Linked DNA regions of Mus musculus: region 2 is linked to region 1. Evidence: chromatin loops called from intact Hi-C (ENCODE). Cell type or tissue: heart. All regions are shown on one strand. Each heading gives the region's core, and the rest is flanking DNA. Links, peaks and the distances in the headings are about the cores only.

Region 1 (16,992 bases), core at 5,170-10,169:
GAAATACCAAGCCAATACCTTGATTGTGGATATCTCAGCCTGAAAAGCACTAGAGAGTGGATAAGATATAGGGGTAAAAGCAAGTTTGGAAAAACTCCTAGGAAGTAGTAAGTGCTTGCTTAGCACAGGAGGGGTCCCCTAGACAGTGGCTTCCCGATTCCCGGACATTCTGCTGTTTTTCTTGCTTTCTGGGATGATGATATTCTTACCCATACTTCCAAGCTGTGCTTATTATGTAAGACATTAAGTGATTAAGTAAATTGCTGGTGGTTTTATATACATGTATGTGTACAGCAGTGGCTTGAAGGTTTACTGTGTGCCTAGAAGTCATCTTTATTGTACATCAAAGTGGTGAACCTAGAAGGTTATTTAGCTCTTTTGCCTTTCTGGAGATCCAGATGGATCTTTATCACCCTTTCCATGTAATAATTAGTGAAGTTTCTCATTCCTCATTCCTTTATAATAATTAATAGAAAGGATAAGTGAATAAAAAACTAAATAACTCTGGTATCTTGTCATGGATAATATGTTTATTTTAGGCCTGTCGATGTCCTCTTCTCTTTAGTGATAGAAGCTTTACAAAGGGATTCCTCTCATTAGACAAGTTGGCAAGGAAAGCCTAATTTATTTCAGTTCAATTAGGTAATATTTAACCTCAAAGTGGAGAGATACATGATAGGAATGAAAATTAATTCAACTACTATGAAATCCGGTGTCAGAGTAGCTGAAAACCTAAAGCTCTCACACAATCAGCTCTTCTGCTTACAGTGCTTTTTGTTGTGGTTGTTCTCAGATTGGCTGGTGGAAGGATATGAAAGCCACAATACAGCAAATTAACTCATTACATTTTGAGGATATACATTCATCCAGTTGATTTTTACAATTCTTTTTAACCTTTAAACTTGAGGGAAAAGATTTTCAAGGTTGCTTGTACATGAGTTTCTCTAGATTGTAATCCTAATTAACTTTAAATGAGTATTTGAGAGAAAGTACTTCTAATTTAGAATGTGCAGTGAAATTTGTTATAACGTTTTGATACTAAATTTATACCCAAAGTAACTATCATTATGTCTGCTCTAAAGACTTTTACCTATATAAATTTGATAGTTATATTTTTAAGAATCTTGCCTATTTAAGTCATATAAATATTATTTTAAGATGTAAATACGATTTTTATTATCAAATAGTCACTGTTGAACTTCCCTTTTAACTTCTGTGACAGGGTTTCCCATAGCCCAGGCTGCGCTCAAACTTATTATGTAGGCAAGAAATCGAACTTTTTGAGTATCCTGCTTTAAGTCTCAAGTTCTGGGATTACCGATGTGTACCACTGCTTACTGCTTAAAGGTAGTGGAATTTGGGGAATGAAGGCTAGTAATGAGGTGGACTATAAAGTCTCATGTAATACCCAACTTTGTTTATGTTTATTTAGAACATCAGACAGTCTGTACATCAACCCCTCAAATCCCATGCTTTAACAGTGACTTTCTTTTTTCCCTCTTGACATCTCCCAAACTGGTGCAACTATTGCTCTGATTTCTTTTTCAAATACTTGAAGTTTTTGTCACAAGTCTTTTACTTGTTTGTTTAGAGTTACTCCAAGATATATTATTTGAGTCTATTGTGAAAGGTGTTATTTCTTTATATAGTAGGGCTACTGAATTTTTTTTTTTTTTTGAGTTAACCTTGTATTAAACTACTTTGCTGAAAGTGTTTATTGGCTTTAGGAGTTCCCAGCTATCACTTTTACAGTCACTTATATATACTAACATATCATCTGAAAATAATGATACTTTGACTTCTTTCTTTCCGATTTGTATCTCCTTGATCTCCTTTAGTTGTCTAACTGATCTAGCTAAGACTTCAGGCACTCTTGAATAGATTTGGACAGAGTGGACAAAGCTTGTCTTGTTTCCAATTATAGTGGAATTGCTTTGAGTTTCTCTCCATTTAATTTGATGTTGTCTATAGGCTTGCTGCAAGTTGCCATTATTATGTGGAGGTTTGTATCCCTAATTGCTCCAGGACTTTTATTATGAAGGAGTGTTGAACTTGGTCAAAGGCCTTTCCTGCATCTACTGCAATGTTCATGTGATTTTACTCATAACAAATATGTACTACAAAATAGCAGGAACAGGAGTCAACAGTCTTTGGTCATTGATATTTCTCAATATCAGTGGTCTCCATTCACCAATAAAATGAGACAGACTAACTGAATGGGTATGGAAACAGGATCCATCTTTCTGCTGCATCTAAAAACACACCTCAACATTCAAATAGACTCTACCACGGAGCAAGATATACCAAAATATAATAAGATACACCTGAATAGCAATCTGGTATAGCTATTCAATATCTAACCAAAGAGACTTCAAAGTAAAACTAATCAAAAGATTTGGGGAAGAAACATTTCATACTTATCAAAAAAAAAAAAAATCCATGAAGATGACATTTCAGTTCTTAACATCTCTGCCTCAAACACAAGGGTATCCAAGTTTGTAAAAGAAACATTACTACAGCTTAAATCACATATAGACCCTTACATCCTGATAGTAGTAGTCTTCAATACCCTTTTCTCATCAATAGATAGGTCATCCAGACAAAAACTTGACAGAGAAGGTAACAGATATTATACCCCAGTCGGACCTAAGGCTAGTTACAGAATATTTTACTCAAACCTAAAAGAATATACCTTCTGCTCTATTTATATTCCTAAACTGATGACTTGCAGTATGTAATTGTAAATTATCAGTGAAACACTGTTGCAAGTATTCTCTATTTTTATGTGAGTTAATAGAGTCAAACCTAGTATGACATTATGAAGTTGAGAAAATGACTGAATAATGAAGTTCTAGAAAGGACAATGTCAGGGATGACGAAATATTTTCAAGGGACTCTTTCTGTCTTTATTAAAATGAAGTGCTTTTAAATACTTACTAATCTAATGAATGAATAAACACTTATGACACAAGGTTTTTTCCTTTATATTTATGTTTAAATGATTTCTGTTAATGGACAATAGGGTAAAATGGATCTTTTTAATTAATGTTCAGATAATAAAGAAAATAACAATAATCAGAATTCTCTTATAATAGAACATGCTATTTTTCTTTGGTCCCACTGATGCCTTGCAAATGGTCACCAGTGTTGCTTGAAGAGTTTTGTGCACAGGACAGAGACTCAATTAAATGGGTTGATAATCCCATTAAATGGGGATATATCTTATTGGTCAATCTCTAGCCCAGCTTGTTCAAGACCCCAGATTCAATCCAAGCACCCTAAAAATAATTACAAATAGTATATAAACAAACAAAATAGTCTGATTTTCCCCCAAATTGTCTATGAAATAAGCACAATTAAATCTAAATTCAATTGACTTGAGTGTGTTCCTGCCCATTTTGTCTGCATTTCTAAGGCAGTACCCATGTTTCTTCTCTCAGCTTGTCTTAGATGTGTGTTTATTGCTGTGATGAAGACACTGTGACCACGGCCAGGTTAGGAAGGAAAGGGTTTATCTCACCTCACAGTTCCATAGCACAGTCAGTCACTGAGGGAAATCAAGGTAGCAGCGTGCAGTCAGGAGCTAATGCAGAGATAATGCAGAGCGAGGCCGTGGGGAAGGTCTGCTTACTGGCTTGCTCCTCATGGCTTCATTAGACTGTTTTATGTAGCAGGCTGAGCTACAGCCCACACCAATCATCAATAAAGACAATGGGCCAGTCTCATCCATATATGGTAGGTGCAATTCTTTTCTATTTTACATTCTTTCTTTCCAAATGCCTGGTTTGTGTTCAGTCAATATGAAAGTAGTACCACACAAATACTCAACCAATTTAAGTTACTCAGCTAATGATTCTGGTAGCACCTATGTAGCTGTGTTCACAGGTTTTGTTTTGTTTTTTACATTCCTTCCTTATCAATGTTGAGCTTGCGGATTTCACTCTTACTGAAATGGTGCAAAATCTATTTGTTTTTAAAAATTGCTTAACAAGTTTTATTATATCAGTTTTTAAAGGGATGCATCATTTGTACCATATTAAAGATATTAAAATATGACTTAGATTTAGGAGGAATCTTGTTAGTTAAACTTTAGGTGTAACTTTAAAAGCTCTGTATAACATGAGTGTTTATTTTCATATTTCACCCCACTGGTCTCAGAAGTAGTTACTGTTATAGTTTCGAGCTTGGTAGACTCAAATGTTGAGACTTGGTTCCAGTCTCTTGTTCCTGCTTATATTTTATGGGTGATGCTGTAGAGCTCCTGTGAAGACAGCCTGGCCTTGCTGCTGAGAGCCGTAATGGTGCCATTCTCTCTGCACTGTTTTTGTGTGGAGAGAATCTTCTTCCTTTTAGGCCTAGAAATTACATTTGAAGCAAATAAATGAGAGTCTTCATGTCTCTTTTGAAGTTACTTTAAAAATCATATTTACTTTTGGGTATACTTTCTAATAACTTTAATGTAGCTTGAAAGCTTCCTGATTTTGTTTTTCATTTCTTTATACTGTATGCATCTGGTGACTTTTCATCTTTTACACAAGTGCCAGAGGGCTTTCGGGGACCTGTCCCTTTCTCGTCGTGCATTCCCTCATGCATCAGTTTTACTTTCTTTGAAGTCCTGTAATTTTTATTTCCCATGACTCATAAATTTTGGGATTTTTTAAAAGATGTATTTGTTGACATAGTAAATACAGTAGTCACAGTACATTTTCACAGTCTTTACTGAATCCTTCTTTCTTGTAGAGAACACTGCTTCTTTTAGGTCATTGTTTTGGAGAAGGAATTAACAAATTTAATGTGTTTCCTTCTCTTCTTACATATTAATTTATTAAGGCAAGGGGCAAGCCATAGTTTGCATTTGTTTTATTAATATTGAAAAGTTTATTAAAGCCAGTATACAAATTAATGGGTCTTATCACTCCATTTTATATGTGTTGTTGTTAAAATTGCTACCGCTCCAGTGGTAGTCTTTAATTGAGAGGTAATGACATATTCTATCTAATTTACACATGTACAAGTTAGTCATAGCAGTTTTAAGATTGCAGTGTTGACAATCTGAAAAATGTTTATTGATGAATATTTTTTAATGTAAGCTTAGGAAAATGCCTATTAAAACAACTATAATGAAAATTAAATTCATGATATTTGGGACCGTTCAAATTTTTCTGATATGTGGCTTATCATATTTTTTAAGTAAAAAATGACAGACAGAGGCAAGTGATCTAAGTGGCTGATAAAATTGTTCATAACTAGATAAATTATAGTTACTTGCCTACCCCCTCCCCACATTGAGGGTTATAAAAGCCTTGGAGCATTTTATGCAAATGATTGTGGAACTTTAATGGGGAATTTGAGTATTTTCCCTTTAATATTCTTTACCATTCTGAAGCCTTATTGAAATGGCCTATCTATGAAAGTTAAGGTACGATGAGTACCAAAAAAGCGAAAAAATAGTTTAAACTTTTGCCAAATCTTGAGTGTTTGTATTGCACAGTGTAGTGCAATTGTGTATTAGTTGTAAATGAACTATTTATATTTATTTTATCAAAACAAAATTTCTGAAACATTGGATGGAATAAACAGTGTGTCATAGTGACTTATACTCCCCATCTGCAGATAATTCCCAATAGAACATTTTTTGACAATTATTTTTTATTGGTTATTTTATTTATATACATTTCAAATGTTATTCCCCTTCTCTGTTTTTCCTTCACAAGCCCTCTATCCCATCTCCCCTTCCGCCTGTTTCTATGAGAGAGCTTATCCACCCACCTACCTACTCCTGCCTCACTGCCCTAGGATTCCACTACACTGGGACATCGAGCCTTCATAGGACCAAGGGCCTCCCCTCCCATTGACAACAGATAAGGCCGTCCTCTGCTACATATATGGCTGGAGCCATGGGTCCCACCATGTGTACTCCTTGGTTGGTGGTTTAGTCCCTGGGAGCTCTGGGGGACTGCTTGGTATTGTTGTTCTTCCTGTGCTGTTGCAAGTCCCTGCAGCTTCTTCAGTCCTTCCCCAACTCCTCCGTTGTGGTCAGAAAAAATGTTAATATAAATGCATTAGTGTTGTTGTAAATCTTAAGTTTCCTTGTCTTGAATGACTTTAATTGGATTTTGGTTAGCAGTGAAAAATCACAGAGTATGACATTTGTGCATTTTGGTATTAATTAGCAAGGGACTAGCTAATCTGAAAAACTGACAATTACAACATTGATTCATTTATATTAGAAAATAGTCCTAGTGAGGATTATTTGACACCACTCTCATTTTGATATAAATGTTTTCTTGTTGTTGTTGTTGTTGTAGTTGTTGTTGTTGTTGTTTTGTTCTTTATCTCAGCTACTAGAATAAAACCTAAGTGGCAGCTTGTGTCTTATCTAGTCTGTAGAGCAGTGGCCTGCAGATGGGGATTGTAAGTCTTCAGCAGCGTGCTATGTGAGCTAGAGAGTTTAACCATACTGGCTGTAAACACCATTATCTTATTTCCTTTAAACATGTGGATGCCTTCTTTCAAATGATATACAAATACAATCCAAATGTAGGATATAAACTTTTTTACTAAATTATTTTAGCTAATCTTAATAATTTGAGAATTTAAGTCTTTGCCTTCTACCGTTTTTTGTGGTTACTTAGGGATTTTTTTTTTTTTTTTTGGTATTGCACAAGCATACATACATAGGTACATGTGTGGGAAAACAATAGATATGATATGATTCCAGTTTCAGTGTTTTAGTTGTAGAAGCGATTGGTGGTAAGACCAGAAAAATTACTCTGAGTAAATCATTTCATGTAAGTATGAAATGCTGAAGAAAGTCTTGGAATATTAGTTCTTTACTATCAAATACGTGTGTATTTATATAAAAAAGGTAGTATATTAAATGACATAATTTTAGCAATGTGCATTGGAACAATACAACATTAATTACAAACACCAGTTTTCCAACATAAGATCTAAAACATAACAAAGAAAATTTATATTTATCATGATGAAGCTTAAGAATTTTTATGGGTTTTCTTTCCAGAGAACCAGAGGACGAAAGCGAAGCTTTGTTCCTGAGGAAGAAAAACATGAGGTTTGAATAAGTTAAATTCTTTTTTCATAGTCTGAACTTAGGGAAACTTTCTTGCTTTGAGTTATTTCCATTCCATTCTTCCTATTCAGATTTGTTTTGTTTACTTATTTTTTTGTATGGCAGGAAAGAGTTCCTAGGGAAAGGAGGCAGAGGCAGTCTGTGTTACAGAAGAAGCCCAAGGCTGAGGACTTAAGAACTGAGTGTTCAACTTGCAAAGGAACTGGAGATAATGAGAATCTTGTCAGGTAAATTGAATGTGGAGACCTTGTCCTTAGGGGGTCAAAGCCAAACAAATGCCCATCATTTTATTTTTTAACGACAGATAAAGTAAAAACAACTACAGAAGAAATCCTTTATAAAATGCTATTTAGTGAGAATGCTACTTTGGAAATACATTTTCTCCACTTATTAATGTGCTAGACATGCTTATGTTCTAAATTGAGATATAAATAACAGTGAGTATGGATCTTGAGCAAGAGAATTCATTTTCTCTTGAGAATAAATTGGTAATGCTTTATGTAGAGATTCTGCCGAAATATTTGTTCTGAGTACCTTGTACTGAGATTATTATGTTTATCTCTAGACCACAGTTTCTAAAGACCCTTCGCATATCATAAAAGTTGAAGTTTACTCACATTGGTGATTATAGAGTACGATTGGCAACAACTTTCATAGCACTTCCTCATTGCTTTCCAAAATGAATGTGTTAAATGCTTCTCTGTTATGAAATAAAGAAAGGTGAAAAGATGGCCTAGATAGAGTTTATTTTTTGTTTGGTTTCCTTCTTTGTTTGTTTTGTTTCGTACTTTTAAAATTTTTTAAGTCAAACATGATACCTTCCAGGAACCTCAGCTGACGCTGCTCAGTGGCTACTCCTCAAGCTTCAAAGACTTTGTATCTCTGGCTAAAAGAAGAAACTACTCAAAGTGATCGGGGGAGGCGGGCATGGATGGAAAGCAAAAGGTGCTCATTTAAAAGAGTGTCTAGTCTTTCAGGGTCCACTGACACACAGTGTGGAACAGTGTGACACACAGTGTGGAAGGGAGTTTTTTCTGAGTTCTTTTAGAAATGATGTTTAATAAATCTATAGTCAATTAACTGGGGACAAAGAAAGTAAACATTTCAAAAGGAATAAAAAAATGATAAAACACATATTTGTATTGTATGATTTAAAACATTTACTATTAAAATGGCGTCATGTATGTCAGTCACTAAGAATATAACTTCTGTTTGTGTTACTTCATAAAAGGCATTGAGTTGTAAAGTTAATAGGTTTGTTTTTTTGAGAAGATTAGGAGGAAGTAAAAATTCTAGTGAAGAAATAAAAGGATAAGAACTGCTCTATAGATTAAGTCCTATCACAAGTTAAATTTCTTTCAACTTTGAGAATTACCCCTGAATAGTTGTCTTCCCATTATGATTTTTGAAGACTGTCAGTGGTGATATCAGAAGCATAAGTATGACTTAGTTGTATTCATAAAACTATGACTTTTTTTTAAATGATAGCCGCATATAATTAACAAAACTCAATGAAAGGAAATTCTCTTGAGCTGGAGATACGGTTGGGGAGCTTGATGAATTTGAAATTACCCAAGTTTTCATGCTGCTGACCCTCCCTTAACTATGGGAATCTCTATAGAACATTATCTTCTGGATCATTTACGTTAGGATATATAGATTTTTACTGGGTTGTATTATTTTTTGGATATATTTGATATTAGAAATGAATACAGTTTTTATTTCAAGAAGATTATTTTTTTCTAGGGTATTTTCAAACGATTATATTTCAGTTATCTTTCAAAAAATAGGTTTCATCTTCTAGAATTGTTAAGATTTTTTTGAGATTATTACCCTTCTTATCTATTTCATGGCTTTCTATTAGAACACTTATTCCTACTAACATTATTAGAATAAATAGCATCTAGAATTTTGTCAGTTTTTGGAAGGTGACAATATTTGCTACTCTAGAATTGATAATACAGAAAGCTAGCTTCTTTCTCTGTTTGCCTTATTAAGACAGAGGAGCATAAACCATCTGTAAAACTTTGAAAGGAATTTATATGTACACAATTGAATGTTTCCATTAATATTTGCTAGGTTAAAATTGGATATGAGGTAATATCACAAGTGTTTTGTTTTAATATTTATTTTTTTTATATGAGTACACTGTCTCTGTCTTCACACACACCAGAAGAGGGCATCAGATGACATTACAGATGGTTGTGAGCCACCATGTGGTGGCTGGGAATTGACCCTCTCTGAGAGCAGTCAGTGCTCTTAACCACGGAGCCATCTCTCCAGGCCCACAAGTGTTTTTTAGTTGTAACGTTATCTTTTTTTTTTTTTTAAATATGTTCAGTTTAGACACCACTGTTCTTGGATTTAAATTTTTTATATAAAATTTTGTTTGCTTAGTAAAATTAATTTTATACTTAATATTTGTCGGTTTGTCTGGCATCTCATTTATTTTGGAATTGGCACCATTATTTGAAAAGTCCTTTCTCCAAAGTCATATTTTTATGGTTGTTTTGTACCTTTATCATGCATGCATAGTATTTTATCTCTGATTTTAATATACCTAATTTATTAGTCACAGATACTTATTCATTTACTTAATTAATTTGCAATCTTAGGGACTAAACCCATGATTTCATGATGATCTCTTAAATATGACTTTTTTTTCTTGTAAAGATACATTTTAAGGGCAGGGAGATAGCTAAGTCAGCAGGTTACTTACTATACTAACACAAAGAAACTAAGTTACATTCCCAGTATTCACAAAGAAGCTGTGTGTGTAAGATTTTGAGTATAATCCCTTTGCTGTAGAGGAAGAGACAAGAAGATCTTGAGGCCCATTGACCTGCTGCTATGGCTTTATCAGGGAACCTCTGATCTCAATGAGAAACATTGCCTCAAGTAAATGCCATTATGTATTTTTGGAAATGATTAAATTAATTTCACCAAATGAGAGAGAAATAGGATTATCAAGGTTATAAAAATATTTAATTTGCCTTTAATATAACCTTGAGGAATTTTTAAAAACAGTACTTCCATTTTCCCATCTTTTATTATGTTTTTTATTAGATATTTTCTTTATTTACATTTTAAATGTTATTTTTAAACTTAAACATTACCTGATAAATTGCCCTCTAGAGAAAGTACCCAAGGAGCTAAAGGGGTCTGCAACCCTATAGGTGGAACAACATTATGAACTAACCAGTACCCCCGGAGCTCATGTCTAGCTGCATATGTAGCAGAAGATGGCCTAGTCAGCCATCATTGGAAAGAGAGGTCCATTGGTCTTGTAAACTTTATATGCCTCAGTACAGGGAAACGCCAGGGCCAAGAAGTAAGAGTGGGTGGGTAGGGGAGTGGGTGGGGGAGCATGTGGGGGACTTTTGGGATAGCATTGGAAATGTAAATGAAGACAATACCTAATTAAAAAAAACACAGTTAAAAAGCTAAAGGACTACTTGAGACCTGTTAAATTGTGATATCTCTCTGTGAACATATTTGCTTTGATAATAATGTTCTATATTTAGATTGCCCACTTGCTGATGCCGTTTCCTTTTTTCCACCTATTATCCTCAGAAATACTTGATAAATGAATCACAGGCACTTAATAAACTCCATAGAAGCATTGGCTCTTTTTTATTTAATAAAAATATTATGATTAAATTTAATCTACGAACATCCTCAGAAATACTTGATAAATGAATCACAGACACTTAATAAACTCCATAGAAGCATTGGCTCTTTTTTATTTAATAAAAATATTATGATAAAATTTAATCTATGAGCAAATCAGGTCACTGAATATAAGAACATGTATCTAGTAGGTGTGTTTTAAAAGTTTAAAATGAGAATTGCTTTTTGGTACAATTAGAATGCATGCACACTTATGTGTATATGTGTATTAGGTAAGGAAGGAAACTTGGTATACCTATAAAAGAGTAGACATGGAAGAATTTTTCTCTTTCAAAGTATTTGATTCTTTAAAAGTTGAATTTTAGAGATAAGCAGTGCTTTCATCTCCATGAGCTTTTTACTCTGCTATTAAAGTGAGAGCAAGACTGAACTGTAAGCCTCATAGTTTATATTAACCAGGTAAACACAGTGTGACACCCTTTCCTCCTGTGTGAGACACACACCAGGAAAGAGTCTAGAAAATTCTTATCTGTGAATTTTCTTAAGCTGATGCCTTTTATTTTATTTTGTATATAGCTGTTAGAAGCATGCAGATAGGAAGTAATCTGTGAAGCTATTTCAGTTTTATCGCTAATTCTACACTATTAATTGCATGCTGGAATCTCATCTGAGTATATGGTGAGTTTATATAGATACTGATCCATTTTGGATATAAGGTTAGCTTGATGCCTAAGTAATGCTATCAGCATTTTGATTTTTTTTTCACATTTTAAATGTCTGACTTCCTAATGTTTTTTCCTAAACTAAATTTGATTGCATCATTAAACTACTAGGGATACCAGCAAGAATTCATGTATAATAGATTTTATTTCAAGTATTAGTCTCTAATGAGTCTGAGTATTTAGATTTTTAATTAACTTTTTTGTTTGTTTGTTTTAGCCAGTGTGTAGGGTTGTAAATTTCCTGGATCATAATTGAGTTTTTCTCTATGAGATTTGATTGGACTGATAGTGAACCTAAATTTGACTGTCATTTTGTTAACTATTTTCAAAGATATTTTTTTCCTGTTCTACTACCTCTTGAGCTATAATCCTGGCCCTATAAACATGGTCATTATTTTCATGTTACTGAATATCACTAAAAATAGATTACTTAAGTTACTTTAAAAATATTCTTTTTTTTTTAAGGAAAGATAGAATTAAATTTCATAGAATTCTTACACTGTTTTGTTTATAGAATTTCTTCATTATTGGCTTTTTATAAACTTCTCATATCAAAATTGCTATTTTTATTGAATGACTATTGTATGCATTGTGCTAGTGACTGAGCAAGGTCTAGCTCACACTAGGTAAATGCCCCTCCCATCTTTCTTCTTTGCTGTTTACAGTCTCACTAAATTGCCTTCTTTTGTGTTTTAACAAATTATTTTAATACTTTGACAACATACTTAGTGTTCCTAATTCTCATGGTAGATTGAATATAAAAGGCAAAGCAGAAGTGCTATAGCTACATATCTTTGATGTATTTATTTCCTATAATACATATCCTGAAACTACCTTTTAATTTTAACAGGGTTCATATCAAAGCAGAAGAAAAAAAAGCAGTATTCCAAATCTAGACTGAATCATAAGGGATTGCTTATATTTAAATGAAGGTTTATACTTATGACCGCATAGTAACTTTATGTTCTGAATTTTTAACATTTTGGTGATGTGGTGGGAATGAGTTTGAGACAGGGTTGTCTAGGCTGGCCTGGAAGTGTAGACTAGACAGGCCTTAAATATACAGTGATTCTTTTGCCTCTACTTCCTGTGTGGTGAAACTGACAATTGTGTGGTTTATTTTTAAAACAATTTTAAACCACAGTTTTAATAGTCAACTTTCCTGTTGCTTTATAATTTAAGTTTAGTAGCGTCTTCGAATGGAAGCTGGTCCTCCAGCTGCTCTGTCTCCGATTATTCTAGGACAATACAAACAAATCCGTAAATATCACCTGTTCCCTTGATGAGTAATACAAACAAATCCGTAAATATCACCTGTTCCCTTGATGAGTAAGCAAGTGTCCTGTTTAAACACCTCTGTTGAGCTGTAATTTTCATCCCTTAAGTTTTCACTCCCTTCAATTTGTTATTTTTTTTTTGAAACTATATCTTTTACTATGTAGCTGTACCTGGCTTTTAGTAAAACCTGAGGGTTTTTTCTACATTTTAGGAGGCAATTTTGTGTAATAAACTATTTATAATCACTGTTGGCTTGAACCCTTTGTAATTTGTGAACTTTGCCTTCATCTCTTCTTAGTTTAATTTTACTATTAAAACTTATGGACAATAATGCCTGCTATTTAGGTTGTCTGGAATGATAAATGTGATGATGCAATGCCAGATTAGGTAATGATAAACATTCCCCGTGTACTAATTAGAAAACATGTAATTTTTCATCTCATTCTATGTGTTCATCTTAAATTATTTTGCTACCTAGCAAGGCAGGCAATGTTATTACTACTGAGATGGTTTTGGTGAGAAAAGTCACAGAGTCAAGTTACTTCCCAAGTTGTATAACTAAAAAGTAATGAATTCAGGCTTGTACCATCTCACTCAAATTCCACAATGTTTGATATTCTATGTTTTAGTTCCCTGCTGCTTAAAACTTGTGTGTGAATTCCACACATGTGGCAGAAGCCATTAATCCTAATATTTGTGGGTCAGGGCTAGGAGAATAATTGTTAGAGACCAGTCTGAGTTACTAGTCCCATAGTGAAACTCTTCCCCCTCCCCCATAAATAAATAAATAAATAAATAAATAAATAAATAAATAAATAAGTAAAGCTTTGTAACAAATTTGTGTACAGGCTAGTTGGTGGGACTCATTCCATGGCCCATGTTCTTTTTGGTTTTTTTTTTTTTTTTTTTAATGTTTTTGTTTTGTTTTTGATGACTTTTTGGCCTTCGTTTTTTAAGGTTGAATGCTACAACCTTATTCTGTTAAGCAAGCTATTTCTTAAAATTAATATTTACTAAAATATTTTATTCTTTTAAACTTTATAAGTCACTGTGTTATTTTTTGGTTTTACTTTATAGTGAATAAGAATTATAACACTAATTATGGAGAGGGAATTTTGTCCAAGCTTCTCTGGGATATTTAAAGTTTGAGAAGGTGATTTTAGATAACTTATTACTTATCAACATTTTCATAGTCAATGAGTATAATTACATTGTACTTATATATATAAATATTACATGCACACATACTTAGTTTACTTATATAACACAAATTTAATGGCACGTAATTTATTAAAGTTGCCATTTAGGTAAAGTTGTGCTATGCACACTTCTACTCTTTTAATCCTTAGTAATATTAATTTTGTTCCTCTCTTAAAAATAGTATTCTGTGGTTCTTCTGCCTTAGAAAAAGTGCATCACTGCTCAAGGTTAAAGAAACATAATGCAAAGCTAAACTTTAGCGCGGCAAATAATTAATCACTCCTTTGTACAAAAAAAAAGCTATTCAAGCATTGCAACTTTCATTTTGTGAATGAGCTTTGTAGATCAAATGTCCCTCACAAAAGTTGGTCTCTTGATTATCTGTGATCTGGAGGATTACTGTTTTAGTAGAGGTGGGTCATTTAAGCATACCAGTGCATAGTAATGAATTTCGGTCCATTAAATTCAGTAAGCTTAGACAATGAGACTATTTTGTACTCATGTTAATAAAATGTCAGCTTGTCCTTGCCTGAGAAGTCTCATGCTGTTAACCCAGTCTTCTCTGGAGCTTATGTAAATAGACTTCCCTAGTCAGAAGTCATAACTGCAGAGTCACATGGCATAGCTGATCCTGATGCCTGTTAAGATGCCTTCCTGTGTCTGCACCGATAATTTAGGTAGCAGATTGTGCTTTTAATTTTCTCTTTTCTGCTTAAGAATATAGCCTTGAAACTATTAAACCTGCCCCCTGCACCGCACCCCCACTTTACCTTCTTCAGTTCATTCTCTAACTGAGTCGTAGGTGTGTTGTTAGTACTGTTGATGTACACGGATTGGTTGTTGACTAGTGCAAGTCAAATAATCATTTTCTTATTTACTAAGGGACTGTCTTCTCTCCAGCTCCTCCTCTGCTTTATCTAAGTCAAGTGGCAATATTTTTCACACTAGTGAAAAACAGAACATGAGACTTATCTGAAAACATCTAATAACTAGGAGAGAGTGTGGGAAGAATGTGAAAGGCTACAATTTGAAGATTACATGTGCACTTGTCTTATTACTATGATAAAATACCCTGAGAAAAGCAGTTTGAGAAAGGAATGATTTGTTTGTTTACTTATTTTTGCCTCTCATTTCCTGGGTATAGTTCATCAGAGAAAAGGAGCTATAGTGGCAGGAGCTTGCCTGGGGCTGGTTACACTGCACCTGTGGTTAGGAAGCAGAGGGAGACCAATGCTTGTTCTCAGCTTAGTTTCTTCCTTTTCTGTAGTCCAGGATCCCAGCCCAGCATGGGCAGGTGGTTTCACCTCCTTTAACCCAGTAATTCCACACAGGCATGCCCGTGGACTCATCCCCCGTGTGTTTTCAGATCTCAGGCTTACAGGTGAGATGAGGGTTGTAGTTTATTGGCACAGCCCTGTACATATAAGACCCTGGTTTATTCTCCTGCAATTAGTCAGCCAATTAATTTGAGGTTCAATCATGATAGTCTGCAGAGAGTCTGTGTCTTTAAGGAATGTAGATATTATTTCTGGAAACCAGTTCTTTAATTTTGAAGAGAGCCCTACATAATTAGTTTAATATGTGTATATTGTGATGTTTGCTGGTGTGTTTGATTACCTGTGGGTATGGAAGTCAACTTTGGTCACCTTTTCTTAAAATCGGTCTACCTTATTTTTGAAACAGGGTCTATTACTGGCCTGGAGTTTGCCAAGTAGGTGTGGCTGGCCAGTGACCACAAAGAATCACTTCTCTGACTTCCCCAGCACTACAATTACGAATGACTTCACAGATGGGCTTTTGTTTTTTCTCATTTTTGTTTTGTGGACTTTGGTTTGGGTTGTTTTTTTTTTTTTTATGAAAAAGTAGATTCTAGGAGTCAAAATTACTTTTCTATCTAGTTCCCAAAATTGATTTGAAAATACCTTTAAGTCTCATATTCCATAATTTTGTAATATGAGAAGAGAAATTTTAGAAATATAAAGGTTACTCAAATATAAGAAATTCTAAATAATTTATAGAAAAGTATGTTAGTGATTACTATTTTTAATATTCTTAACCTATGTTTTTCTCATTTTGATATTATACATTTTACAGACCATCTTGACAAAAGTCTGAGTTAACTATAAGTAAGGCATTTGCTCATTTACTGTTTATTAAAAAGGACTATAGTAGAAATTTGCTTTAGCATGAAAAGCTTGTCCTTTTTGTTCAAAACAAAATAAGCTGATTTTAAAAATAATGAACATGACTTAAGTTATCCAGGTATGATTATCATACTTTGCACTGCCTATGATGTGACTAGCCACTTTTCCAACTGATAGTAGATTGTTCTTCATTTTAGTTCTTAACTTGGAAACAGTTTCCAGGCATGTAACACATTTATCCTAAACTTAAATATATTATCATTATCAATTGCAGAATTATCTTTTCAAATTATGATGCATTTAATAGAATTTAAAGATGACTATAGGTCTCCCAATATCCAGCAAGCACCTTTGTGAAAAGAGTTCCCTTGAATTTTGTTCTCATTTTCTTGTGTAATCTTACGTTTTATTAATAAAATCCATAATGCAGATTTGGGCTGATGTTGTCAGATGGCTCAATAGCTGACTTAGCACTGCTTGTAAACAGCAGTTATTCTCAGGCACTGCATCCCTTTCAGCCAGATAACCGCTACACTCCTGCCCTGTGGTCTCCTGAAAATGCCATAATCCGTCAAATGCCACATTAAATTGAGAGAGAAAACCATCAGTGCCTGCACAGTTATGTAAAAGGATGAGCGCGCACTGAGTGAGACGTTCTGGAAGAGCAGTAACCTTTCCCTAGATGTGTGTCTTGCCCATTACATTTTTGACACAAAATGTTGCAAAATGATTTAATGGTGGCATTTTGTTTTGCTGACTTTCCCTTTTTTCATTAAACAGAAAGCAATGTTAGATTAGGAATGTGGGGGAACGGTGGCCAGGCACTAAATTACATAATAAGAATCAATTTTCAAAGTGAATTAATAATAATATTTAAAAGTGTGTACTTCTTTTTCTCTTTTATATTTTTGTTAGCTTTAACATA
Region 2 (16,992 bases), core at 6,115-11,114, 120 kb after region 1:
AATGCATCAGCCTTGGTTTGCATAATGCTAAACAAGCCCCCACCTCTGGTTTTCCAAAGGGAAGAGGCTCAGAAGAAAACAGTGATATTTGATTGGGAAATCCCTTCTAGTGCATACTTTCAAAACCTGCAAATGACATGCAATGAAAAATGGGGACATTAACTGCCTCTAATCCCTTTGTCTTTTCTGACTGATTCTCTTCACTGATGCAGTGAAGAGTGAGCTGCCTTGTGCTGTCATTAGAGAATGCCAGGAAAGGCAGGGTTTTCAAGATTAGATTTGCAGGGAATTGCTCATTTCCCCATTATATTCTTAAGAAAGAAAGGAAGGGAGGGAGGCAAAAGGGAAAGGAGAGGGAAGGAGGAAGGAAGGAAGGAAGGAAGAGAGGGAGGGAGAATACACACACATACACACACACACACACTCTCTCTCACACACACACACAGAGAGAAACAGAGACAGAGAGAAACAGAGACAGAGAGAAACAGAGAGAGAGAGGCAGAGGCAGAGGCAGAGGCAGAGGCAGAGGCAGAGGCAGAGGCAGAGGCAGAGGCAGAGGAGGGCGATCCCAAATAGTTTTCAACTCAAAGGAAAAAGAGTAACAGTTTTTAGCAGAGAGAACACAGCCACCCCCGGTTTAAGTCAGCAAAGATCACAGGCTGATATAATGCTTTTTCCCATTTTCGTATTCATGACTGGCTGCAAACCACCGACAGCCTCCTCCTTGCCTAGAGGAAGAGGAAGATGTGTCATAATGGTCTGTCCTTACTGAGCATGAAAAGCACTGCCCTTTGTCACGTCTCATGCTAGCGTCCAGACACTAGGGAGGAGAAAGGGAATTCATGGTGCATGAATGGAGGAATTTACCCAGGGGAGGTGATGCAAAGAAAACGTATCATGTTCCAGGGAGTTAAAGAAACTGCCAGTTGTAATTGTAGATACATTTTCTGGATAAATTAAAACACGTTTGTCTTGGTATGTACATGTTTGAACCTGTGGAATACTGGAAGGGGGACAGGGCAGAGGGAGGTTTCAAATGAGGGAGCAGTGGGGTGGAACATGCCAGGGTGTTGTTGAATGTCAGGAAAGCAAAACTGTGTGCAGGATGAGATGTTCGGGTGCTTAGCGATTAGTTCATCAGAGGTGACAGGAAGCATCAGCAGGCGAGGCAGCTCAGCATGGCCAGAGAAATGCCACTGCACTTATGGTCCTCTGAAATAATTGGTTAATTCTCAGCCTGAAAAGTGGTTGTAAAGAGCTAGGAGTGTGCTGGGATCAGACAGCTCCAGCAGACCTGGCACACGGGAGCTTACTCCAGTGGCTTTTTAAAAGGAGAGACATGATCAATGGCTGTTTTTGAGAGAGCTTGATTTTAGGCAAATTTACTTTGCCATCATGAGTGCCATGCTATCAGAGAGACAAATTAATTTACCATGAGTGACTTCCTGGTCCCTTATGAATTACTTTCCAATTGTTTTTAATAGCATCTCTTTATCTCTCACACAAGAAAACACAGTTGACCTTTAACAGCCTCTTTTATAAATGAACCCAATCGCAGCCCAGCTTCTCCACTTTCAGATCTTTATCTTGTGGCACCTTGAATCCAAGCTCATTTGGATGCAGGTCCAGCTGTCTCTCTAATGGTATCTATCCATTAATTAAACACTGCGAGCTTAACAGCCTGCACAACAGCAGCTGTAAAGGATGAGAAGGCAGTTCTCTTTTAATCTACAAATATTTATTCTCTTTTGGGGGATTGGTGGGGAAAAGATTAAGTGTATAGGAGGATAACCAGCTTACAGAGAATATGTGTATTGTGGCGGAAGTTTCCTGTCCAGTCACATCAGGTGCAGTTAGTAAGCAGGAAGGCTGGCTCCTAATCCCCACAATCATAAATTATGAATGCCGGTTAAAGCAAGGCTCTTCCTCCATCTGGGCTAAGGAATGGGTCTTTGTTCTCTGAGTGCGTTAATAGATGCATGCAAATGAGTTTACAGGGAAGAGTGAGTATAACTCAAATAGAATTGGACTCTGATATTCATGGGAGCCTGTCGGCACAAGAGCCAGGTCATGACTTGTGGATTCTTATCCAGCCACAATGCATTATGGGGCTTCCTCCGGTCCGTTTACAATTTCTCTGGGTTCCGAGACTCATTCATCACTGAACTGTGTACAAACATCCCTGGAATATCAAAACAATATGCTGAAAGCTGGACACGGTTTTGGCTTTTAAAAACTCCCATTTGAATACAGAGGCAGTGTGTGTGTTGCTGAGTATTAGAAAAATACTGTCAAATACAATTAATAGAATAAAAGCTATCTCAACTATTTCAAAAGTGGGGCTGCATTGTAGTGTGTGGGTTTGAAATGCTTCTTTAGCTAGAAACAAATACGGTTGCATTTTAGAATACTCACATCTCAACAAATACCAGATAATATTGACTTTTCTATAATCTTCTAAAAAATGTCATTTATTGACCTTAAAGAAATGTGTCCCTTTCTTTGTGATCTGGCATATACTTTATGGATTGACTTGGCAAGAGTTGGCAGTTGTTCAGGAAAATATCTAGAAGTTATTTTGGGTTCTCCTGAAAGGAGAACACAGCATAAAAACTTGGTTGCAAGCAGCTTTTGAAAGGAGCGCCTACAAAGTAGATTCGAGGAAGGAAATAGGAAGACAGACAGGACCATAGGAGTGCTAAGAGGGCAAGGTAGTTTTCTAAAGTTACCACTGTAAGTCACAGAGGGCAACTCTGCCTGCCCCTGGAATTGTCCATCTGGGAGATAGGAATTTGGAGTATTTAAACACCAAATTCCTAGTCTAGTCTAGTGTTATGTAGGATAAGTTTATGCAGTATCTTGGCTGGAAGACTCAAAATCTTTCTGTCCATTTACAGTAAGAGGCAGGATCTTAGGCTATCCTGGGACGGTTAGGAGTAACAACCAGTGTGATAGATTTGACTGAAAAATTTCCCTAGTTTAAAAGTTATGCAATGCTGAATACAGTTGAATGTATTTGGGAATGTATTTGATTGGGCTTGGCAGGATCTAGAGTATCTAGGTTTGTGTGTGAGCGCTTTGGCCCCTGGACATTCGGTCGTATTGATTAGGTAGTTTAGGAGGGATGATCCATTCTACGGAAGGTGACACAGTTCTTTAGGCTTGGGTCCTGGACTGCATCCGAAAGAAGGAGCCGGTTCAGTGTAAGTCTCCATCATTCTTTTCCTTCCCGAATGCAGATACAACATGCCTGGTTCCTTAAGGTCCAGGCAAGTTCTGCTGCCAGAACTTCCCCACCATGATGGACTGTACGTTTGAACTGTGAGCTATAATGAAACCATTTTCCCTTGAATTGCTTTCAGCAGGGTAGTTTTATCATAGTTAACATGAAAAGTAAGCAAAACGGGTCTATTATAGCTCTTTATGTGTAGTATGCCTTTAGAAGTATGTACTAACTAACACCTCTATTTTATTTTCAAGACATTAGTTCATTGACTACTATCGATTGAGGAAAGTAACAGAAAAAAAAATGTTGCCTTTCAAGTTAGCAGATTTTGTAAAGCAAATGATTGTGGTGCTAGGGTACTTTGTACCTCTGTGGAGTGTGGGGTTAGGTGATGCAGGAAATGTCCAATTTACTAAAGATGGGAGGAAGGATTTGACAAAGAAGTGGTTGGTCTTTTTAAGGTGTTGAAGGAGGAGGGAAAGGGAAAAAGCATTTATACAAATGTAGTAGTGCAGAATTCTGAGACAAAAAGATTGCAACTTTTAATGGCATGCCATTGACATCAACTGCTATCAGCTCGGAAAAGGAAAGTCTTAGGAGAACTGAAAGTCATTCAGTGTGGTTGGAGAGTGGCTATGAATGGATACAGCCAAAGATGGCTGAAGAAGAAAGGTTCAATAATGGAGGTCATCTTCCCCAAAATAGGTACTGTCTTTCATCTTGATTTTACATAGAAAACACAGGGATGCAGCATGCTCAAATGTGTTCATGCTGCAGATCTGGAATATATAAAACTGATTAAAAAACAGTAACACTCATTTTGTTATTCCAGAAGGTGGCTATGGTTTAGTTAATGTAGTCTTTAATTGTACAGGTGTATGTGTGTGTGTATGTGTGTGTTCTTATGGGGTTTTGTAATTGTATTGAATATTAAATGTGTAAAATAAAAATAATTTGGGAGTCTGATAAGGCAGTAGGAGTGATAGCCCATAAGCTTCTCCTTCAGAGTGCTGATTAACTTGGGTAGAAGTAGACTTCTACAAAACAGAAAACAGGAGGGGTCCATGTAGAGATTGCTGTACCTGGTGGTGCAGTCTAGTGTCAACCTGGTCCTGTACAGAGTGACTGAACCAGGTACTGATGGGACTATTGGAAAGAGCATGTCCGTGTCCCTCCCATTACCAGTTGTGGTGCTTTGAATAAGTATGGAATCCATAGACTCATGTGTGAATGCTTGGCCCACAGAAGTGGCACTATTAGAAGATATGGCCTTGTTGGAGTAGGTGTGGCTTTGTTGGAGGAAGAGTGTTACCAGTCTCCTAGTACTCAAGCTCCGAGCAGTGTAGAAAACAGGAGATAATTTTTGCTGCCTTTGGATCAAGATGTAGAACTCTAGACTCCTCCAGCACCATATCTGCCTGCAGGCTGTCATGCTTCCTACCATTACTATAATGAACTGAGCCTCTGAAACTATAAGCCATTCCTAATTAAATATTTTCCTTCATAAGAGTTGCCTTGGTCATGGTGTTCCTTCACAGCAATAGAAATCTTAACTGAGTTACCAGTTCTTTAGAAATAGGGAAGATGATGAAACTGGTCCCATGTCTGTAGCATTCAAGCTCTAACAGCCGGGGCCAGCAGGGCAGCATCCTCAAGTCCATGCAGGTAGCATATTCAAAGGATGTACGTAGACTAAATCAGAGCGGAGCAGTAGCTGCCACAAGCTAACTCTATATACAAGTAACAATTCCAAATGTGAGCATTTTAGGACAATCCCCAGAGATACTCTCTAAAGACATAAGAATTAAGTTTTTAGGGAACTGCTGAAGTTTGAAGTAGTTGCAGTCAGTACCATCGAAATTACCATTCTCATGGATCTCGTGGACCTTATGTGTTTCTACATAAGGGTAAGGCCCATAATGATAATATAAGCAAGAGTGTGCCTGACTGAGCCCTGTGGGTCCATGCTCTAGGTCCATGCTCTAGTTCTTTACTGGAAAAGCTCTCTTGCTTGTGTGTATCATGCATGACAGTCCTAACTTGCCTTCACATCCTACTAGATATGGAGTATTTTGGTGGGTTACACCATGGAGGCGAGAAGCCCTTTCCTTACATATGATAGGTAATCATGCTGCGAGCCAGTCCTATCGCTCTTGTCTACCCTTTTTCTGGCTGGCTTATCTCAAGAAGGTATTGATCAGAACTAGGGGGAGAGGCTGTATATTCAACCCTACTGCCAAAGAGGAGAAGATTTATCTCAGTACAAGTAATGGAAGGTGGCAGGAAGAGGGAAAATATGGCCAGAGATCAGCTACATTCAACGAGACAGTGATGTCTGGAGGAGTCTGTGACAAAAAGAAGACAAATCAGACAGGTCAGATTGTCACTCTGAAGAGCCCGGCCAGCAGCACCTGCGGGTGATGTATGATGCTGCAGGCTGCTGAGAGCTACCTTCCCAACCTGGGCTGCGTGGGCCTCTCATGAAGAAACAGATTTATTGTACTGTCGCTGGTGCATCACTGAGCTGAGCTGTGAGGGATTGTGGGTAATAAGTTCTCCCCCACCCGCCACCCCAGCCCCGTTGAAGCCAATAACCTGCCTTCTTTATCTCAGTAAGCAGAAGACATAGAGACAAAGAGAAATTGAACTCAGACTCAGATTGCTTATCACCTCATCCTTCTGTGTCCATAGAGTATTCGGTGAACACTGCGGGGGGGGGGGGCAGAATAAAAATAACCCAAGTAGTCATATACATACTCCTAATTTTTACAAAATTTATATCAGTATTTATGATTTTTAATAATATGAGATAATAATAAAATATTTCTGACATTTCTTTTCTTTCTTTTTTCTTTTTTGTCAATAACATATACCTTAGGAGGACGCTTGTTGGAGATGAACAGGAAGGTGTTCACATATACTATGGTTGGTAACATCAGTACCACGTTTTGAGGAGAGTTTAAAAACTGTATAATTTAATTTGTACACTCCTCTTTGATTGTGTGGTTTTACACTAGGGAATTTTCCTCTTCTCATATACTTGTATAAATGAGCAAAGAGAGACGGAGACGGAGTTATCCAACTGGAAGTAAAACTTCGAAACAGCCTAAATGAAATTTGTTTAAATTAGACTTTACAGCAAACTGTTAGTCAATGAAAAAAAATAAATTGGAAAAGGCAAGCTTTAGAACAATTTGTATTGTGTGGAATCTGTGTGTGTGTGTATGTGTGTGTGTGTACTTGGAACATTTTTGGCATGGAATAAAAACATGGAGCTGTAGAGGGAGGAGCTTGATACTTTTGTAAGAAGGAACAATACATCAACAACAGTTTCATTCATGTAAAAGTTAAACACATGCAAGGCAAAGGGCCAGTGGGAGTATAGCCATCAGGAATCTCCTAACACAGACTGATGATGTGCTAAGTGGCTGGCCATATTCAAGAACATCTTTGCTACCCTCTATTACCCTTACAAAGTATAACATCTCCCTTCCTTCTAGTTATGGTCTATGTATGACTTCTGCAATTGGTAAATGTGCCAAGAAATGGGGGGCAGGAAAGCTTGGGAGCTGGCTCAGTGGGTAAAGCGCCTGCAAATGTGAACAACAGAGTTCAAATCCCCAGTACTCATGTGAGCGCTCTGTGGATGGGACGGCTGCCAGCACGTGGGAAGTAGCCACAGGAATCCTGGAGTAAGTGTCAAGCTACTACAGCAGGAATGTATGAGCTTGGGTTCAGCAAGAGACTCTATCTCAACGAATGAAAGAGGAAAATGATAAGCAAAGATTCTTGATATCAACTTCAGGCCTCTACACAGATATGCGCGCACACACACAAAAACACATATGTATGTATATATACACATACATGTGCAAAAATAAAAAGGAATTGAAGTATTGAAGTAAAAAGTAAGTGGTGTGGCTATGTGGAACAGTCATAAAATACCTAGAGATGCTAGGCACAGTACTTATTGACAACCATCAACCACAGGGAACAAATCACTTAACTTCAACTGCCCTTCCTGGTTGTTTGGGCAAGAAGCTATTACAATGCTAGTGTGAGAAACTTAACTGTATTTAAGTCACTTCTATTCTTAAGAAGTAAGACTTGGGGTGCTTCTTGCTCTCCTTTGTATCTAAGACATCACTCATAGTATGAAAAACCAGGAGATCTAGAACATGTGGGAAATAGATGTTCAGTTCTTGGAAAATATGGGAGTTGAGAAGCCACCATATTCTGAGACCACGCCTCTGTTAATGAGGCCTCTACATAACTGCTATTGTGAGCTTTTGTTGATTGAAGACCACTTTATAAAATGGGTCATATTCCTGCTTCACTGGTATTTTAGGGCACGATCTTCAACTCAGGCTATGCTAGATACTGGAGATATGATGATGGAAGAATATGTTTTCATAGAGTTTGCAATCTATCCAGGAAAATAAATACATGACTAAGGAGTTATGATGGAGCTTATAATTGTAGCACAGCAAAAAGGAACAGGTTCCAGTAACCAGGAGCACACACTGACATTCTGGACTGGGAAACACTCTGATGTGTTAATGAAGCTGAAGATATCTACCATATAGACCCCATCCTCAGTGTTTACCAAGATGGTTTATACGGTGTTGTAAACTCAGAATGTAATGACACTTTGTTCTTAGAATAAAGTGAAGCCCTGAAGAATCTTGTGAATTCATTTAATAAATACCTCCCATTTTCCTTTCTGAGAGGCCTTTTGTTTCTGCATTTAACACCATCATAAACATATCTGTGCCCTCTTGAATATTTTTTTAATTAGCTAATTGAGGAAAAATGTCTTTGAATACTGAACAAGAAACAATGGATTCAGATCACCTAGAAAATGTATTAGGGAATATTGAGGCAAATATTAGCAGCTCTCAGTGAACACACAGGAGCTTTTGATGCCAGGAGAGCCCTCCTTCTCTTGCTATAGTCTATACTTCAATCCAATCTTACCTTAGCTTAAATAATTCATATGGAGAACAATAGGCCTGCCCATGTTAATGATGCATCAAAAAGAAAATGGCTTGGGGTGGAAAGATGGCTCAGTGGTTAAGAGCACTGGCTGCTCTTGCAGAAAACCCAGACTTGGTTCCCAGTACACACATAGTGACTCACAACAATCCGTGACTCTATTTCATGAGCTCCAATGTTTTCTTCTGTCCTTTGTGGGCATCAGGAGGGTATGTGGTGCATAAACATAGATAAAAGCAAAATGCTCATACACGTGAAAAATAAAAATTATGAATAAATAAACCGAGGAGGAAGAATACATAATAAAAATGCATCATGAAATTCACAAATAGTTAATAAAATATTAATTTACAAAGCAAATAGATACAGTAGGTACGCAGAACAGAATATGCACATGTGATTCTCCATTTGCTCTTCTTTGAATGTGTATCAGTTGCTTTTCTCATTGTTTAAATCAGGAACAGGACAGGAAGCATCTAAAGTGAGGATGGACTCGGTCTGACTTACAGTTTGAAGGTATGGTCCACCGTGGTGGGGAAGTATTTGAGACTGTGAGCCGCACAGGGCTGTGGCTGCGGAAACATGGTGGGGTGTTACATCTCTACAGGAAACGAAGCTGGGCAGGACAGGAAGACAGGGACCACTATAAACCTCAAGCCACTCCTCCAGCTAGCCCCACCTCTCAGAGACTCTGAAACCTCCCAGTAGAGTACCACCAGCTGGGTTTCAGTATTCAAACACATGAATTAACAAAAGCAGGCTGTCTGCTTTAATGCATCCCATTCAGGTTCTCTTTCATCGCACAGTAAGAGGCGAGCGGAGGGAAGGCAATAGGTAGTCCTAGTCCAATAAAACAAAATAAAATTATAAAATAAAGAGCACAAATGTTCTGTGTCAATTTTGTTTGATAGCCCAGTGTCTTCAGAATGAGAGCTCTGCAGTTTCCAGAGGGCTGTAGACTAGAATTAGTCTCTCGCCATCTGCTGGATTGAGACCGGCTTTGCAGTGCTTCGGTTCCGTGGTGAGGAAAGGATTATAGGACACATTTAATGTCTTTCCTGCTGCCGGCCAGAGATAGAGTACGCCCTTGTTTCTCAACTTGTAGTCGTTTCCTGTGAGTGCAGTGTCTCTTCCCCTTTGTCTTTACTGCTACAAAGTCAGACTCAAATGAAAATTCCATTTATGTTTCGAACCTGACGTGTATAAAACATGGCCTCTACAGACAAATGATATTCAGGGAGATGATGGTGCTTTGGGCTTGAGCTTCACCCTCAAGCTTGTTTAGATGACTGTGTTCAGCCAGGGGGCAAAATGTGCTCAAAAATCCAAACTACTGATCTTGTTTTGTCTTGTCTTTTTTTTTTTTAACTCCTCTTTGCTTTTTCTTTTCTTTTCTTCTCTTCTCCTCTCCTCTCCTCTCCTCTCCTCTCCTCTCCTCTCCTCTCCTCTCCTCTCCTCTCCTCTCCTCTCCTCTCCTCTCCTCTTTTCTTTTTTTCCTTGCAAACATCTTGTAGATAAAACCTTGTGTTCTCGCAAGGTTTATTCTCACAAATGCACTGTATGTGATCTGAGAAAGAAGATATCTCAGTAAAGAAGTGGACTAGCCGAACAAGGGACACTTATATTATCAGGTTTATGGGAAAATCAAATATATATATATATAACTTTTGAGAGATAATTAGGCTGTTTTTAAAATCAAATAATTGTTTGTTCACAGGGTGGGATGAAGTTGAAGACCACTTCCTCGTGGTACATAGACGGAGGTAGGGTCAGTGCTGTTTTAGGGAAGGGAATATTGAGTATGAGGAGATGGTGCTCAGGGATGAGAGACTTCATGGGCTTTAGACTTGGAGGCGCAGGCACATTTACATGACAAACAAATGTTGCCAGTAGTTTTTGTTTGTTTGTTTAATTGATTGATTGGTTTTTAAAAGATAGTGGCCTTCTACGTTTGAAGCCCAGATTCCAACCCAGCATTTATCTGCCCCAGCCTCCCAGGAAGCTGTGCTGCAGAAGCCTGGGGTAGCCTCCCTCAGCCTTGAAGCAGGCTGGTCCAGACTTTGATCTTGCTGCCACTAAGAAGGAGATTACTTAGGGTAGAGCCTTCTGACCTTGATGGCTCTATTTGCTCTTCTCCAAGACTCTGCTTCCCGCTGAAAGGTCCTTGAGATGTTCCAGAGACACACCCTGTAGATCGCCTACGGGCTGGCTCCAGGCACCAAGAATGGGCTGGCGGGGGATGGGCCTACCTTCTTTATAAGCAAGGACTCTCAGTAAACCTCAGGGTCTTTGAACAGCAAGGTTTGTCTTGGCCACGTTCTTTTCTCGCTGTCTGATCAGGGGAACCCAGTTTCATGTGGCTGCAGGCGGCTACAGCCTGGTGCCCTGCTCAGTTGGCTAGAATGATTTCTATGCTAAAGACTTGCTACCAAGGTCACTTTTCACTTTGTTTCCCCTTTCCTACCCTAGCTCTCACTAACCCAGCAGGCACTTTCTATGTAACCCAGGCTAGCCTCAAATTCATGGCAATGCTCCTATATAGTGTCCTAAGCCTGGGGGCAGGAACAACAATACCTTAGCCCTTTGTCAGTTTGTGGAAATGCCCACTGTACTTCCTACTAGACATGCAGGTTCCACAGAGACAAGTTATGAACAGACATGGATTTGAGGCAAGAATTTGTGGGGTCTTTTGGAAAACACCAAGTCAGACAGCAGGCTATCAATTCATTCTCTGATGGAGGTCAGAGGTCAGCTGGAAAGGCAGCTTGAGAGAGTGTAGGTCTAGAGTCTGGGGACCTAAGAACTGACAGCTTGCTGCAATTTTGTTATGTAAGACCAGTTATTCAAGAACAGATCAGTTAAATCTCACATTTCCTTCTTGTCTGTCACTGGGGTTAGCCACTCTCACAGATGTAGATGACAAGAGGAAGGCAGCTGTAACGGAATACAGTGTTATATCTTGGGAAAACTTCTGTTTTTGCCCATTTTCAGTTAACTTCGGTACTGGGTCACATTAGAGATGTCATCCCAACACCTCATCATGTTATATAACTTGATCGAGAAGAGAGTGAGTTGTACGAGACTTGGGATAGAAGTAGAAAATATATGTTTGAACAACTATGGGTGAAAACTCTGAAATGAGACAATTTCTAAAGGTCACTTATTATTAGAACAACCCTTAACATGTTTGGGAGAGTAATAGAAAGGGCATATGAGCAAATGAAGGGTAAGGAAGTAAATTCTATCTTTGCTAATAGCTGCCACTTGTATCATTGTATGTACATCCATGATGCCTTAGAAGGATATTCCTTTGTGCCAATAAATGGCAGGAATAGAACAGTTTCTTCTCTTAGCAGACATGATCCATTGTGCAGTCAGTGTTTGTGAATGCTACTCCTCTGTGAATGCCAATGAACTAAAGAAATCCCATCTAAATCACCAGCCCCTGTGACATGCACATTATAACATTGGTGCACATCATCTCCAAAAGCAGAAGAGAATATGTTGACAAGCTATGCTCAGATGAGAATCTATTCATGGCTTCTTGTCATGAGGCAAGGAGAGGGCACAAGAGTAGAAACAGATTCTTGGACAAGTCCAGTGGGATAATTGGACCACCGCCAGTCTGTGATCTTCTAGAAAGCTGTCCTCTGGGGACAATTGCCAACAATATGAATTTGACAATAATTTATTCTACTTTTTAAAAATTTTTATGTATTTTTTTTAACTCAAGTGTGTGTGTGTGTGTGTGTGTATTTCTACCACGATATATGTGTAGTGGTCAGAGAAACTTTTGGAGGGATTGGTTCTCTTCTACTGTGTGGGTCTTGGAGAATGAACTCAGGCTCTTAGCCTTCCTACCAAGTACCTTCACCCAATGAGACATCTCACAGGACTGATTTATTCAAACTCTTAAGTCCTACAAAGAAGCAGACCCTCAGCTGAATTATGTTTGGAGAACATAGTCGAATAAGAATCTGAAACCTCTCCTGTCCCAGCCACCGTCATCCACGGTCGCAGCCGGACTTCACTCCTCAGCTTGGCAAAAATGCCTACAGAGACTGAGAGATGCATCGACTGACTCCCTGATTGCTGTTTTCCAAAAGTACAGAGGGAAGGATGGAAACAGCTCTAAACTCTCCAAGGCTGAATTCATTTCCTTCATGAACACGGAGCTGGCCGCCTACACGAAGAACCAAGATGACCCCAGTGTTCTTGACCACAGGATGAAGAAGCTAGACCTCAACAGCGATGGGCAGCTAGACTTCCAAGACTTTCTCAGCCCTATTAGTGGTGTAGCTATAGTGTGCCATGAGTCCTTCCTCCGAACTTCCCAGAAGTCTATCTAATCCTTTCAGTTCCCTTCCAGCCACCAAGTCATCACTTCCCCTGACCCCATCCATACCTGCACTGAGTCCAGCACACCTACCACAACATGCAGCCCACTCCTGCTGGCGAAAATAAAACAATGCCATTTTTTAATGTAAAAAAAAATTATCTGAAACCATCTCCATACCAATATTTATGGCTGGATAGAGATCAGCATTCCAAAGGGAGATTTGCTACACATTTTAAAGCACAAATGGGGACAACTACCACACCACAAAGCTAAACAACCTCTAAAATTTTGAAGACAATGTGCTTCAGTATGACTTTTCACTACGATGAGAAAATTGCTAATAACAAAACAAACAAACAAACAAAAAAAACAAAAGCCAAAACCCCAAAACCTCTCTATAGTTTGTCCATCCCATTCTTCCTTATATCATCTCTTCTGTTAAGACTGGTCAGTGCTAATAGCTGCTTGCATCTTTGGAAGCCTGCTCTTATATATGCTGCGATGACCTGGAGACTTGGCTATTAGTTTCCTTGAGGAGGTAATGGGTCTGTGTCCACCCCACCTCTGGGCACAGACTCCTGGGGAGGAGGAAGGTGGGGAGTTTGTCTGCACTAATGCCATGGTGCTGCAGGGGAGGGCTGGGCTATAGGGAAGTGCCTGAGGTGGGAAAGCACTGTCTGAGATGTGGGAAAGCTGGAGATGGTTCAGAGGTGCTCTGGCCTGTGACAAGGCTGAGGCCCTGGGGTTCTTAGACTCTTGGGGCCTGAGGTCTGAGGACAGCATCTAGCCCAGGGCCAGGGGAAGAGAGAGCTCTGGCTTGTCCTAGCTGTGATTATTCTTTTTTTGTCAGAGGCAGGCTGGTAGTGCAGAGAGGCCTTCAATAGGAGAATTAAGCTGAGGCTCTGTAGGTGAATGTCTTCTCCTTTGCCCTTCACTGGGGATCTTGATGAAAGAGACAGTCCAAGGTTCTAAACTGTTTATTGACTGTTCATGGTGGAAAATGAATGCATATGTATACCTGAGATTAAATACCTTTTGGAGGAATGTCTGGGAAGTGAAGCTTATTGGATAAACCCTTATTGGGCCTCTAGGTATCTCATTAGCATAAAAAACTCTGTTCTGGGCCTACTTGGCAACAGGTCACGTTTCATTATGGGAGGAGTGTGACAAGTGTTCCAGGCCAGGAATATGGTAGGGAGTGAGGAGTCTCCACAGGCTCAGGTGTGTGCCCATTGAGTCACCAGGTCTCAACCTTCTCTACTTAACCAAGCTTCCTGGCATGGTTTTACTGTTCAACAGGAAGTTACCTCAGAAAACCTGTTTCTTCACAGTTGTGAAGAGCAGCAATTTCTAAAACCACAGTCTTCATCTTTGGCTTTATCAAAATAGGCCTATGTTTCCATGTAGTAACCAAACAAATCCCCAGAAGTGTCTTTTCTTTAATTTATTTTATTTTCTTCTCTGGTACATGAATCACCTATCCTTAACCAAGCTCAAAGGATCTACCTGCTTATGTGTGGGCATGTCCATCACTCCCATTTTCATAACCACTTAGTGTATGCTTTAGAGCCCCTGTGGCTGCTATTGCTAACAAGAGTTCAGCTGTATGAGCATAAGTTTGTCTTCAAAGTATTTAGAAAGGTGACTATGAAGGGCTTGGATATGATGAATTGTAAAACCATCATTTGGAAAAAGAAAGGAACAGGTTAAGTTAAAGTGATGGATAAGTATGTTTAATTGAGCTTTGGCATATTGGAAAATCAGAATCCTTTAACACATAGTTCAGTTGGTAGATGCCTTGAGTTATGGGAATTTAGAACCAGGACACGATGCTTAAGGATTAGGATTCTTCTTCCGATGCCTCTGGAAACTTGCTATCCTGAAGAGGAGACAGATTTAGACCTATCAAGACTCTGGTCATGATTTGGGAATAATTACCATTATTGCCCCCAAATGAGGGATAAAGGACTATGAAAATGTAATAGTAATTCTGAGCAGAGTAATTGGGACAGGCTTTGTGGAGTAGGTGGCATTGGAACAAGGTTTTGAAAAATTAGGGAATAAGAATTAAAGCTGACGGAGCAGCGTGCTTGCAATATTCAGGTCAGAGATAATGCAGGGCTCAACGAGGCCACAGGGAACGGAAAGAATCAAAATTCCATCCAGGGAATACCTCATAATTTTACGGTGTTGGCGTGGGGTCTCTGTGATTAGACTTTTAATCTTATTTGGGAGGAAATCAAAAGCCACTCCTGGGTGCTAGGAATGGCAAAGACTGGATCAAAAGCATAATTTAGGCAATTGTATTTAAATTCGTAACTAGTAGTTCTGGTATCAATCTGTGAAGGTCTACAGATGATGTGGAATGAATTTTCTGATCCCTAATGGTTCTGTGAGAAGGTATGGCTTCAGATAACTGCACGACATTTATTTTGAACATTTGTTTCCTTCAGATTTCTTAATTGATTGTCTGATAATTGTTCTCCTCACTCCATGGTGCCAGGTATAAGCACTGGTGGTTGTTCTTATTCACTGATAATGTTCCCTGTGTTGCAGTGAGTTGGCCTATGAATATTTTTTTGAAGATCTTTATTGAGTTTCCCTTACTGTGTTGAGAGAACAGCGGCAAGACTAGCTGCTTTGCTGATACACAATCATTAATTCCGCTCCCATTGCTGAGTCTCTGTGGCTCTTGTTTTGTAAATTGCCTCTTTGCTACTTTAGATTTAATTTGGTCCATCTCTTTTCAATACAGTCTTTGTGATCACGATTCCTAAAATAGCTTTATCCACGGAGAGAAAGAAGTACCTGCTTAATAAATATGTTTTTTTTTTAACTACCTATCAGGGCTGTGGATGTTACACAGATAGGAGCATACTATTTTAGCATGCACAAAGTTCTGGGTTACATCTTAAGCACCACATAAAATAGATATAATGATGCATGTCTGTAATCTTAGTACTCAGGAGATGGAAAACGAAAGATCAGCAATTCAATATTGTCTTTGAGTTTCTAAAATATTTGAAACAATAAATTATTGTCAATGAGAGTGAAAAAGGGAAGAACACTGTGGTTAAAAAACATACAAAGAGCAAAGATGTCCATCTCAAGGTACCAGAAAGCAAAGAGAGGAGAAGGCGTCAAGATCCCAGTGAACCCTTCCTAGGGTACTCTTCTTATCATCTGATTCACAGTAGTGCCATCATCTGGGACCAGTGCCTAAGCTTTTAAGTGACTGTTCCAATCTTAACTGTACTTTTAGTTCATGTTGTCATATACCTTTTATTTTCTTTTAGTAGAGGTCTTTGGATTAGTAAAAACCACATCCAAACTTAATGTTGATCACAAGAGGTTGTATTGTCAGTATGAGATTATAATTAGATGAGACTTTTGTGACTTTTTGTAGGGGGATGAATCTGGGAAGAAATAGGATAAATAGAATCAAGATGGAAGACAGTAATAGATTGTGTAGTTGTTCAGTAAATTCTCACTTCCCCCTTTTACTTCTCCTCCCTCCTGATGTTGGGCTTGGAATGTCATTTACTTTGGACACAGGTGAATATTTGAAGTGTATCTTTGGGATGGTACTTCTGTCATTGCCAAAAGGAAAGCATATCTTAGGGAGTCTGCTGGTCCTTGGGGAAGACAGACGTGGAACAGAGCTTTCCCAGTTCACGTATCATATCTCCAGCTTGAAGCTATCATCTAGATGACAGCAGAAATATGGGTTTGGGAATAAGGGCTTACTAAGAGCTTTCATGCCATGGTTTATTATCCACATCAATATCTGACTCAAGCTAAGCCTCCACCTATGCATGGAATCATTCGATCACACTTCGAGATGCATGTCTGTGATACTAGCACTTGGAAGGCTGAGGCAAGAGGATTGAAGTGAGTCTGAGGCCAATTTGCAATTCATAGTGGGCTTCAGGCTAGCCTGGGCTAAAGTATGAGACCCTTTCTCAACTCCATCACCTGTCTCCTACAAATAGACAACAGCCCATTACAGCTAGTCTAATTGTAAGTCGCCTTTTAACTGCATGTAGTAGCTAGTCTGAATTTTAGTATCTGTTTAACTGTTTCTATATCATGCAAGATTCCAGAAAGTTTAGAGCTGGTCTTTTCCTATTGTTGACCCTGCTGTTAAAAATCACTGGTTTTAGATGAACATGCTTGCTGGCAGTTTTCTTCTGCTTATTATATTTGGCATCAATAGAAATGTCACAAACCAGGGCTGCACTAGGGCCCTGTTATGAAGCTCAGAAAGTTCATTTGGATTTCTGAGCTATTCCTCTTTAGACAAATATTTATTTTTCAATGATATATATCACCCTCACCTTTCAAAAATTTTTAATGAGGACCTGCTTCTCAAATTAAAGAATAAAATCTAAAATGTTTACTCACTGTAATGGTTAGCTTTAATTGTCAGCTT

What was found. Hi-C counts contacts between places; a loop is a spot of excess contacts. Peaks named below come from ENCODE experiments on the same cell type or tissue, not always from the same donor. Only the 100,000 strongest peaks of a DNase experiment are listed, where the experiment ranks them.
Region 2: a loop joins it to region 1, with 2.2 times the contacts of the local background. A loop is called at or near these places in 3 of 42 quality-filtered maps.

Annotation. Positions count from the first base shown.
Region 1 is chr6:11,999,787-12,016,778 of GRCm38, forward strand. Phf14 (PHD finger protein 14) reads left to right here. Exons shown (of 18, transcript NM_001168382.2): 15 at 7,025-7,075; 16 at 7,199-7,320. Among named protein-coding and RNA genes, the nearest start is that of Phf14, 82 kb to the left of the region's middle. In heart, for the core only: no CTCF peak of the experiment used is centred there; no DNase peak of the experiment used is centred there.
Region 2 is chr6:12,116,357-12,133,348 of GRCm38, forward strand. It overlaps the pseudogene Gm32222. Among named protein-coding and RNA genes, the nearest start is that of Gm35961, 43 kb to the right of the region's middle. In heart, for the core only: a CTCF peak has its summit at 9,207 (motif pointing left); no DNase peak of the experiment used is centred there; H3K4me3 peaks cover 511 bases.